Linked DNA regions of Homo sapiens: region 1 is linked to region 2. The links are chromatin contacts, found by Hi-C in ENCODE. All regions are on one chromosome and are shown on one strand. The core of a region is the stretch at or near the end of the contact, and the rest is flanking DNA. Distances in the headings are between cores, read along the strand shown.

The links. A loop is a pair of places that touch in the nucleus more often than their neighbours do. Pooled maps may share reads with other maps.
Region 1: a loop to region 2 is called in a pooled map, with 18 times the contacts of the local background. The contact joins the promoter of KCTD12 here to the enhancer-like site in region 2. A Hi-C loop is called at or near these places in 2 of 37 single-sample maps with no recorded cell type and 6 of 50 pooled maps.

Annotation. Positions count from the first base shown.
Region 1 is chr13:76,885,155-76,889,352 of GRCh38, forward strand. It overlaps KCTD12 (potassium channel tetramerization domain containing 12), which reads right to left and starts at 1,251. Exons shown (of 1, transcript NM_138444.4): 1 at 1-1,251. The coding sequence starts at 994. The coding sequence ends at 17. RefSeq lists an enhancer at 266-765 and silencers at 379-648, 1,049-1,478.
Region 2 is chr13:78,020,707-78,024,913 of GRCh38, forward strand. The region is part of intron 2 of LINC00446 (long intergenic non-protein coding RNA 446); the gene reads left to right. Among named protein-coding and RNA genes, the nearest start is that of LINC00446, 9.9 kb to the left of the region's middle. Within about 2 kb of position 1,650, at least 10 of the 41 ENCODE cell types and tissues checked have a DNase peak (open chromatin) inside an H3K27ac peak, as active enhancers do.

The DNA.
Region 1 (4,198 bases), core at 1-2,500, 1.1 Mb before region 2:
AGGGGGTCTGGGGAGCTCACTCCCTGCAGAAGACGTACTCGGTGTAGCTGGTCCAGATCTTGTCCTCGCTCTGGTCGGTGCTGCTGGCAAAGGCGCAGGTGCCCGTGGAGCTGCACGCCACCATGTGGAAGCCCGACTCGGACAGCTTGTCGAAGGCCTGCTCCAGGAAGTTGAACTTGAGGTAATAGCGCGAGGTGTAGCGCTCCGGGGGACGGTCGGGGTCCCGGCTTTCGTTCAGGGTGTCCCCAAACACCTCCTTGGCCAGCGACGTCTTTCCGCAAACGGTGATGCGCGCCACTCGCCGGAACTTGGCGTCCGCCTGCGCGTCCCGCCCGATGGTGTAGGAGCCGCGGTAGCCGATGGTGATGTAGCCCGAGCGCCGGCTGCCGTCCAGCGACTGGGACGGCGTGAGCAGCGGGCCCGCCGCGCCCCCGGACGGACTGCGGCTAGCCAGCTCCAGCGTGGGCGACGGCGCCCCGGCAGAGGCGCCCTCCTGCTGTTCGGGCTCCGAGTAGCCAAGCGGCAGCAGCTCGTCACCCAGCGAGCCCTCCTTGTGCACCCCGCGCCGCGAGGGCGGCGGCCCCGGGCCGGGCTGCTGGGGCGCCCCGAGGCGGCGCACGAGCTCTGGCAGCTCGAAGTACTCGGCCTCGCGCTGCAGCCGGCTGCGCTCGGGGAAGTAGTCGGGCAGCACGAGCTGCAAGTCCCGCAGGTAATCCAGGATGTAGCGGAAGAGGAAGCCGTCCCGGTCCAGAAAGAAGCGGCCTTTGCTGTCCCGGGCCAGCTCCTGCGGCTGCTGCTGCGTGAACATGCGCCAGAGCAGCGAGTCGGGCACCGACACCACCGTGCAGCGCCGGGTCACGTACACCTGGCCCCCCACGTTCAGCTCCACGATGTCGGGGAAGAGCGGTGGCTCCGCGGAGGACGACGAGGAGCCACTGCCGCCCCCGCCGCCGCCCCCGTTGGGTAATCCACGTGTGCTGTCCGCCAGAGCCATGACAGAGAGGTGGCCGGGCCGGGACAGTGGCAGGAAGCCGCGCTGCACTCAGGAGCTGCAACCGCCTTCCCCGGAGCCCCGGAACCCGGACGCTCGCTCAGCCCTGCGCCCCGCCGCCGCCGCCGCCGCCACCGCCGCCACCGCCACCGCCGCCACCTCCTAGAGCCGCGCGGAGCCGAGCGGTGCGAGCGCGCCGCTGTGCGCCCCCTTGAGTTCCAGTGCGCTCCGCCCGCCTTGCCCGCGCGCTCCAGGCGAGTGCCGGGTCGCGGCCCGCGCGCTGCTTAAGTAGAGCCGCCTGCTCTGGTGCCGTGGCGCGCAGGAGGCGTGGGCGGCGGCGGAGCCTCGCTTACCGGGCGAGGGGAGGTGGGGAGCGGGGACTCGATTTGCATCTTAAACGCGGACGCCACGCGGGGCTGCTGGCTCCACCCCGGCTCGCGAGCGCTGGGGGCGCCCGGACTCCCACCCGCTCCCCACCCACCAGCCCCGCCCCGTGGTCCCGCCCAACTTTCTCCCTCTTCCGAAGAGGACCCGCCCGAGACTTGGCGGCTTCGGAAGACAGCTCCTTGGAGGGACAGTCACCGCGCCCCCTCCCCTCTCGCCCCAGCCCGCACCCAAGGACTCTGGAAGGAGGACGTGAACTTTCGGAAGCCTGTCGCCCCGGGAGTGGAAATGCGTGGCCGCCTCCGGCCCTCCCGCCTGCGGAACTGGGCGCTTCCAGCAGTGCAGCTGCGGCCTGCCATCGTTGGTTGTCGTGTCACTGAAAGTAGAGAGACGCGAAAAACCTGGAGAGACGAAAGAGCCGCCCCAGTCCGAGCGCAGCCAGATTTTGTTCAAGTTGCCTTGCAGCCAGCCTGGAAAATAAATAAATAAACCTAGAAACAAAAAGCAAACCTCAGTGTCCCGCAGTAGGATGCTTTACGATAGTTTATTTTCTGGCTGCAGAGACAAAATGAGATGAAGCTTCAAATCTGCTCTTAATTGCAATTCCCTCTTCCCGCAGGGCCTTCGAGGCACTTCACTTCGAAGTGAAGGGGTAAGACTCCGGAACGTTCGGTCTCCGGGTCCCATTCAGCCTTCGTTGAATCGCGCCCTTAGACTCACAACAGTTGCAGATCTAACGTAATTTTTAAAGCCACCTTTGGCGCCTGCATGTTTATCCTTCCAAAAGTCCAGGCGCCCCTTCTCTCCCGCATGCCTCGGTCACTCTTCGGCCCTGTCCAAGTTCCCGTCAGTCTCAGAAAGGGATATTTATATATCTGAAGGCCCTTGTCTGGATCCCATCTCTCAACTCCTGCTGCCTACACGTTTGCTTTTCCCCCTCGGACTGCAGCCCACAGAACCGCCCCCTCCCCCTGGAAGCTTTCCCTGGCTTCCCAGGTGGGTGGGGCCTCTGGATGGCTCCCTACACACTGTCTGCGCTGCTCCCAGCACGTTCTGAAATGTCATATTTATGAGTGATTATCTGATCACTGATTTGGGTATGAAAATAAGTAAGAGCTCCTGAATGCTGCAAAAAGAGAAGAGTGCAGAGGAGGGTGTCAAGAAATGATTGGGTCACTGAATGTTTCTTGTGTACCTGCTATTATTTGCAGGGCACCAGGGAGTGAGGAATGCAAAGGCGAATAATCTCCAAAGCGCTTTCAGTGTAGCCCAATAAGCAAAGGGTCAGGGGTCTGCGCAGTTATCACATCAGTTTGAAGTATAGACCACACATCAGGATAAATCAGGCAAGATCTTTGTTCTTGATAAAATTTATCCTTCTGTGTAACTACCCAGTGAGCTTCACAGTCTCCTCACAGATAAATGTCATTTTTATTTTGAAATGTTTATATCTGCTCAACAATTACCGCGCTCATGTCAGTGTGCTGAAATGAGATCAACCCCCAAACCAGTTATCTTAATTGCAAGTACAGATTTTGATACTGAATGTATTTCAACATTCTTTTTTTGTTGTTGTTCTGTTCTTTGGGATAAATAATAGATAACACAAAACTTCCAAGTCCCAGTGCAGGATTTCGAGGTGGTTGTGCTACTAGGCGTTATATTAGTGTCAGAGACCTGACAAAACCAGCCTCTTTTCTACAAATCCAAGAAAAGCCTTCTTTGTATCAGTTCTGCACATATTTTTGTATAATTACCATTGCTCATTGCATCAGCAAATCCTGCCAGCTCTGTGTTAAAAATCTTTCTAGACTATTAACGTATTTCACCATCTCCCTATCATCACCCTGGACCAAGCCACCATCATCTCTTGCCTGGATTATTGCACTGGTCTCCTAACTGCTTCTACTTCTGCTCCTACAGTCTTGTATCACCAGAACAAAAACAGGGACCCTGCTTATAATCCAAGGCTGGTATGTCACTCTGCTCAGAGCCTGCCAGTGGCTTCCTATCTCAGAAAGAGCAAAATCCAAAGTCCTCTCAGTGGCTTACAAGACTCTACATGTTTGGAGTTATCCCACCAGCACCTCTCTGACACATCTCCTGCCCTGCCCCCAGGAGCTGGCTGGCTTTAGCCACATAGCCCCTTTCTTGTTTTCTCAGGGCCTTTGCACATCCTTGTAAAAGTCTCATTTCTCCTCCCTCCCGTGTTCCTCACCTTGTTCAGGTCCCTCCCTTCTCACCTTCTTCAGGTCTGCCCAGCAAGACCTTTCCTTGATTCCACTTCTTAATGCAGCACAGCCTCACTGCAGCTTCCTCTTCCTTGCCTTATTTGTTGACTCTTTTCCTACATCAGAATATAAACTCCAAGACTTCAGCAGTTTTTGTCTGCTTGGTTCACTGCCACACCCCCACTGCCTAGAACAGAGCTGGTATATTACAGGCATTTGATAAATATCTGTTGCTCACGCAAGCATTCAACCACTATTTATTCAGGGCCTACTACTATATTCCAGGCTGCATGTTAAAAAATAATCACTGCCCACTAGGAGCTTATAGTCTTGCGAGGGAGACAAATAAATATAGTATAAAGATAAGTAAGCCTATTTCAGGTGGTGATAAATGCCACAAAGAAAATAAAATTATAAGATGTGATAGAGGGACTGAGTGTGGAATACTACTTTATACAGAGTGCCTGGGGAAGGCATCTCTGTGAATGTGACATTTGAGCTGAATAATAAGAAAGAGACAGCCATGGGAAGTTTTGGAGGAAGAGCATTCCAGGCACAGGGTCAAACAAGTTAAAGGGGCCTGAGTTATGAG
Region 2 (4,207 bases), core at 400-2,899:
CCTTGCTTTTATTTATTAGTCACATAACCTTTGGTGTATCACACCTACTAAAGTCCATGAAATTAATGTCTTTATGGTATTTTGAATGAGAGTGGTTGCTCTCCGGTGTCGTTTGATTCTTTCTCCTCTTTGAGGAGTCCACAGTATAGCCACACTTTGGAGAAAAGTATCAAAAAGTGGTTTGTCTTTTGACTTTTTGACTTCTCCTTGTCCACTTCCAGCCGCAATCATCTCCCTCCTACCAGACTCTGGGACGTGAATGTGTAATTACAGCCCATTGTCTGTGCAGCAATTATAGCCTAATTTGACTTGTTGCACAGAAAGATGACAAAAGTGCTGGCTGTCAGGCAGGGTCAGAGGTCAGCCATTACCCCACGGACTACAGGCAGCAGCCTCATCAGGATTCTGTGGAAGGCTCGTCTCTGGGCAGGACGGGTCTGCAGCTGTCTGTGCGTCTTTGCAGATGACTCTGGGTGAAAACATGGACTGTTTTCAAGATAGATGATCCCAGCGTGCAGTTTGGCTTCTTGCTTTCTTATCAAAGATGTCAAAATTGTTCTGCAGTGAATGAAGCTATTTCTTGTGCCTTCTATATAAATTTTGAGTGGGACATGTACATAACCCAGCTTTAAGATATTTTATCAACTTTCTAGAAATAAAGTTAAGATTATGAAATGGTATTTAAAAGGAATGTTAAATCAGTATGCTACATTAGTATGAAAACTCCTGTGTGTTAAATAGGATAATAACTTGGATGCAATTAAATGAATTGTATCCAGATAGAAAGTCCTAGAGACACTATAAATAAGAATCATAAAATCACAAAGTAAAACTAAAAAAGCATATCCTGTATCAGTTAACCTAGTCCTTGTAGGTAATAAATAAATATTCCTTAAATAATTTTTCTTATGTTTTGTCTATTCTACATTTAAGTCTCTGATAGTAGGCAAATTCAGATCTATTTCAAGAGAGAGAACATTTTACTGTTATTGAAAGATTCTTTAATCCCATTTTCAAATATTTGATATATTTAACATAATTGATCTTCTCCAAATTTAGACAGACATACTGGTCAAACTCATAGTCATTTCAATGAATGAAAGTAATAGAAATTATAATTGAGAGAAAATATGCTAAGTGACAGTGCCAATATTCTAGAAATCAGAAACAAAATACAAAATGGGCTTGAGAAAATTGGTTCATTTAAAAAAATATATTTAGTAAGGGCCAATCTAAGGTGGATGGGGGCAAAAAAAGTTTAAACACAAATCCAGTTAGGTACAATAAAAAATACATTTTGATGCCAATGCACTTAATAGGCAGTATAAATAAAATGCTTTTATGAAATATAGCAATGTGATATTGTAATCTAACCAAATATGTTAGGTACCAGGAAGCATTCCTTACTATTTTATTCTATAAAAGAAGAGGATTGTATTCGTTTCTACTACTCTATTTCATTATTTTATTCTTGTCAGAAAGCTGTAGTGCACTTAAGAGTTTAGGGCAGGATTTTAAGCCCTAGAAAGCCAGGTAATAATCAAAGAAAAGTCATTTTTAGGTTCCCAGGCTGAGGTAAAACATAGAAGTCAGGAAATGGTTTAATAATGAGTAAGCAAACAGGAAGTGAAAGCAGTGAGCCACACAGGCCAGCTGACTTAGATGATCATGGCAGGCTCAGAGACGAAGGAAGTGAGAATTCAGCTGTCAAACCAAGAGTGTTGGCACCAGAGATTACAGTGGGTGTGTGGGAAACCTATCATCCAATTCTTTGCCTGCAACAAGGGCATTTGAGATTCATGACCATTTCAAAGATCTGGTTGTATGGCCTAATTCACCTGATCCTTTGGGTGAATGCTAAGAGAACTGCCACCATTTCCATTATAACAAAAGTACTCTTTATTGAGGAATTGTTATATAGTGGGCGTAGTATAGGTAAACACTTACTCACTTATTCCCTTATTCTATATATGAGTACTGAGCTTAGAATGTGCCAATTACTGTGATACTGACTAGGATACAACAGCAAGTGAAAACAAATATGGTCCTTGCTCTCACAGCTAGGATGAGGTAGATATTAATTATATAATGTATATAACTTAAATAAATATAAATACACATGTAATTTAAAATGTGTTAAGTACTATTGACAATAGAAAGGGGTACTTGGAATATAGGTAGATGAAGAATAAAATTTGATTTAACGTTCATAATCTAGTAGAAGTCTCCTTTTACAGAGAAATAGGCAGAGGCGTGGAGAAGCTAATTCCCAAAGTCACAGGCCTACAAGAGGAGAGCTGAACTCTTCTGTATAGTCTTCCTGGTCACATACTAACTAAAACAAGACTCACACAAATGTAGAACTGAAACAGAAACTTAGATCTTGTATAAATTAATTCATTGATTTATTCAAATAATATTTGTTGAGTGGCAGCTCTAGGTACAGGGGACATCATAGAAAAAGGCCCTCTTTTTTGTGCAAATAAGACTTATATTTTAGTGGGTAAAAATAGATGAACAAACTGGCTACCTAAATATCAGTGATAAAAGAATAGCAAAGAAACAGACTTGTGTGATGGACAATGACAGAATGGCTCATTTTTCTTAGCAGTACCAGGAAAGGCCTCCCTGAAACCAGAACAGGAAGAAGCAGGCCCTTCAGAGGGCTCAGGGAAGAGTCTTTCAGCTAGAGGGAATTGCTTGGACAAAGGCCCTGAGAAGGGAATAGCTTGCATGTTTGAGAGACAGAAAGAATCTCCGGGTGGCAAGAGTATCAGGAAGAGACACGTAGGATGAGTCTGAAGAGACGTTCAGGGTCCAGATTACAAAGGACCTTGTGGGTCAGGGGTTTAGATTTTATTTCAGTTGAATGAGAAGTGTGGGGAAGGTCATTAAAGGAGACAAGGTGAAGAAGATGGGATATGATTTAAGTTTGTTGTTGTTGTTGTTTTTGACGGAGTTTCTCTCTTGTTGCCCAGGCTGGAGTGCAGTGGTGCAATCTTGGCTCACTGCAACCTCCACCTCCTGAGTTCGAGCGATTCTCCTGCCTTAGTCTCCTAGGTAGCTGGGATTACAAGCACACGCCACCATGCCCAGCTAATTTTAGTATTCTTAGTAGAGACAGAGTTTCACCATGTTGGCCAGGCTGGTCTCGAACTCCTGACCTCAGGTGATCCACCCACCTTGGCCTCCCAAAATGCTGGGATTACAGGCGTGAGCCACCACACCTGGCTGATTTGAGTTTTAAATGATCACTCTGACTGTTATGAAGAGGATGGATTAAAGGAGGCTACCATGGGTAAAGGGAGTACCCAGAGGGGCGCTCTCATATGCCTCACAGGTAAGAGAGGATGGTGGCACTGATGAGGCAGCAATAGTGGAACTGGCAAGAAGTGAATGTCTTAAAGACCTTTTTATTAAAGAAAATGTCAAATGCATACAAATTTAGAAAAAAATCGTAAAATAAACTCTGACACACCCATCACCCACATTTGACCATTATCAACTCGTTGCCAGTTTTGTTTCTTATATAGCTCACCAACTTTTCCAGATTATTTTGCAGCAAATATAAAATGTTATATCATTTCATCCATAAATATTACAATATAAATGTTTAATAGACAAGGATTTATATTTTGAATACAATACTAATTTATGCCTAAACATGGACAATAATCCTTACCTTTTTTTCAGTCCTTCTGTTAGATTTTAATCATAACAACTTTTATCAAGTACAACTTTACTGCTAATGTGTCTAATTTTATGTATGTATGTTTTTTTATTGATACATAATAGATGTACATATTTTAAGGGTAAATGTGATATTTTGATACATTCATATTATGTCTAAAGGTCAAATCACGGTAATTGGAATGCACCTCACCTTAAATATTTATCTTTTATTTATGCTAGTAAGATATGAATTGTTCTATCCTCTCTTCATCTGCTATTCCCCCTCCCCTAGTGTTATCAAATATCCTGTCAGTGTTCAAATTTCTTTGTCTTATGACTTTTTAATGATTTATTTGAGTCAAGGTCCTTATGTTCATATATTGCATTTGGTTGATGTGACATTTATGTCTCTCTTGTTATTTTCTTTTCCTTGTAACTTATTCATTAAAGAATTTGTGTGGCTTCATTAAGAGTGTTTGTCAATTTGGACTTACCTAATTGCATCATAAGGGTGTCATTTCATGTGTTCCTCTAT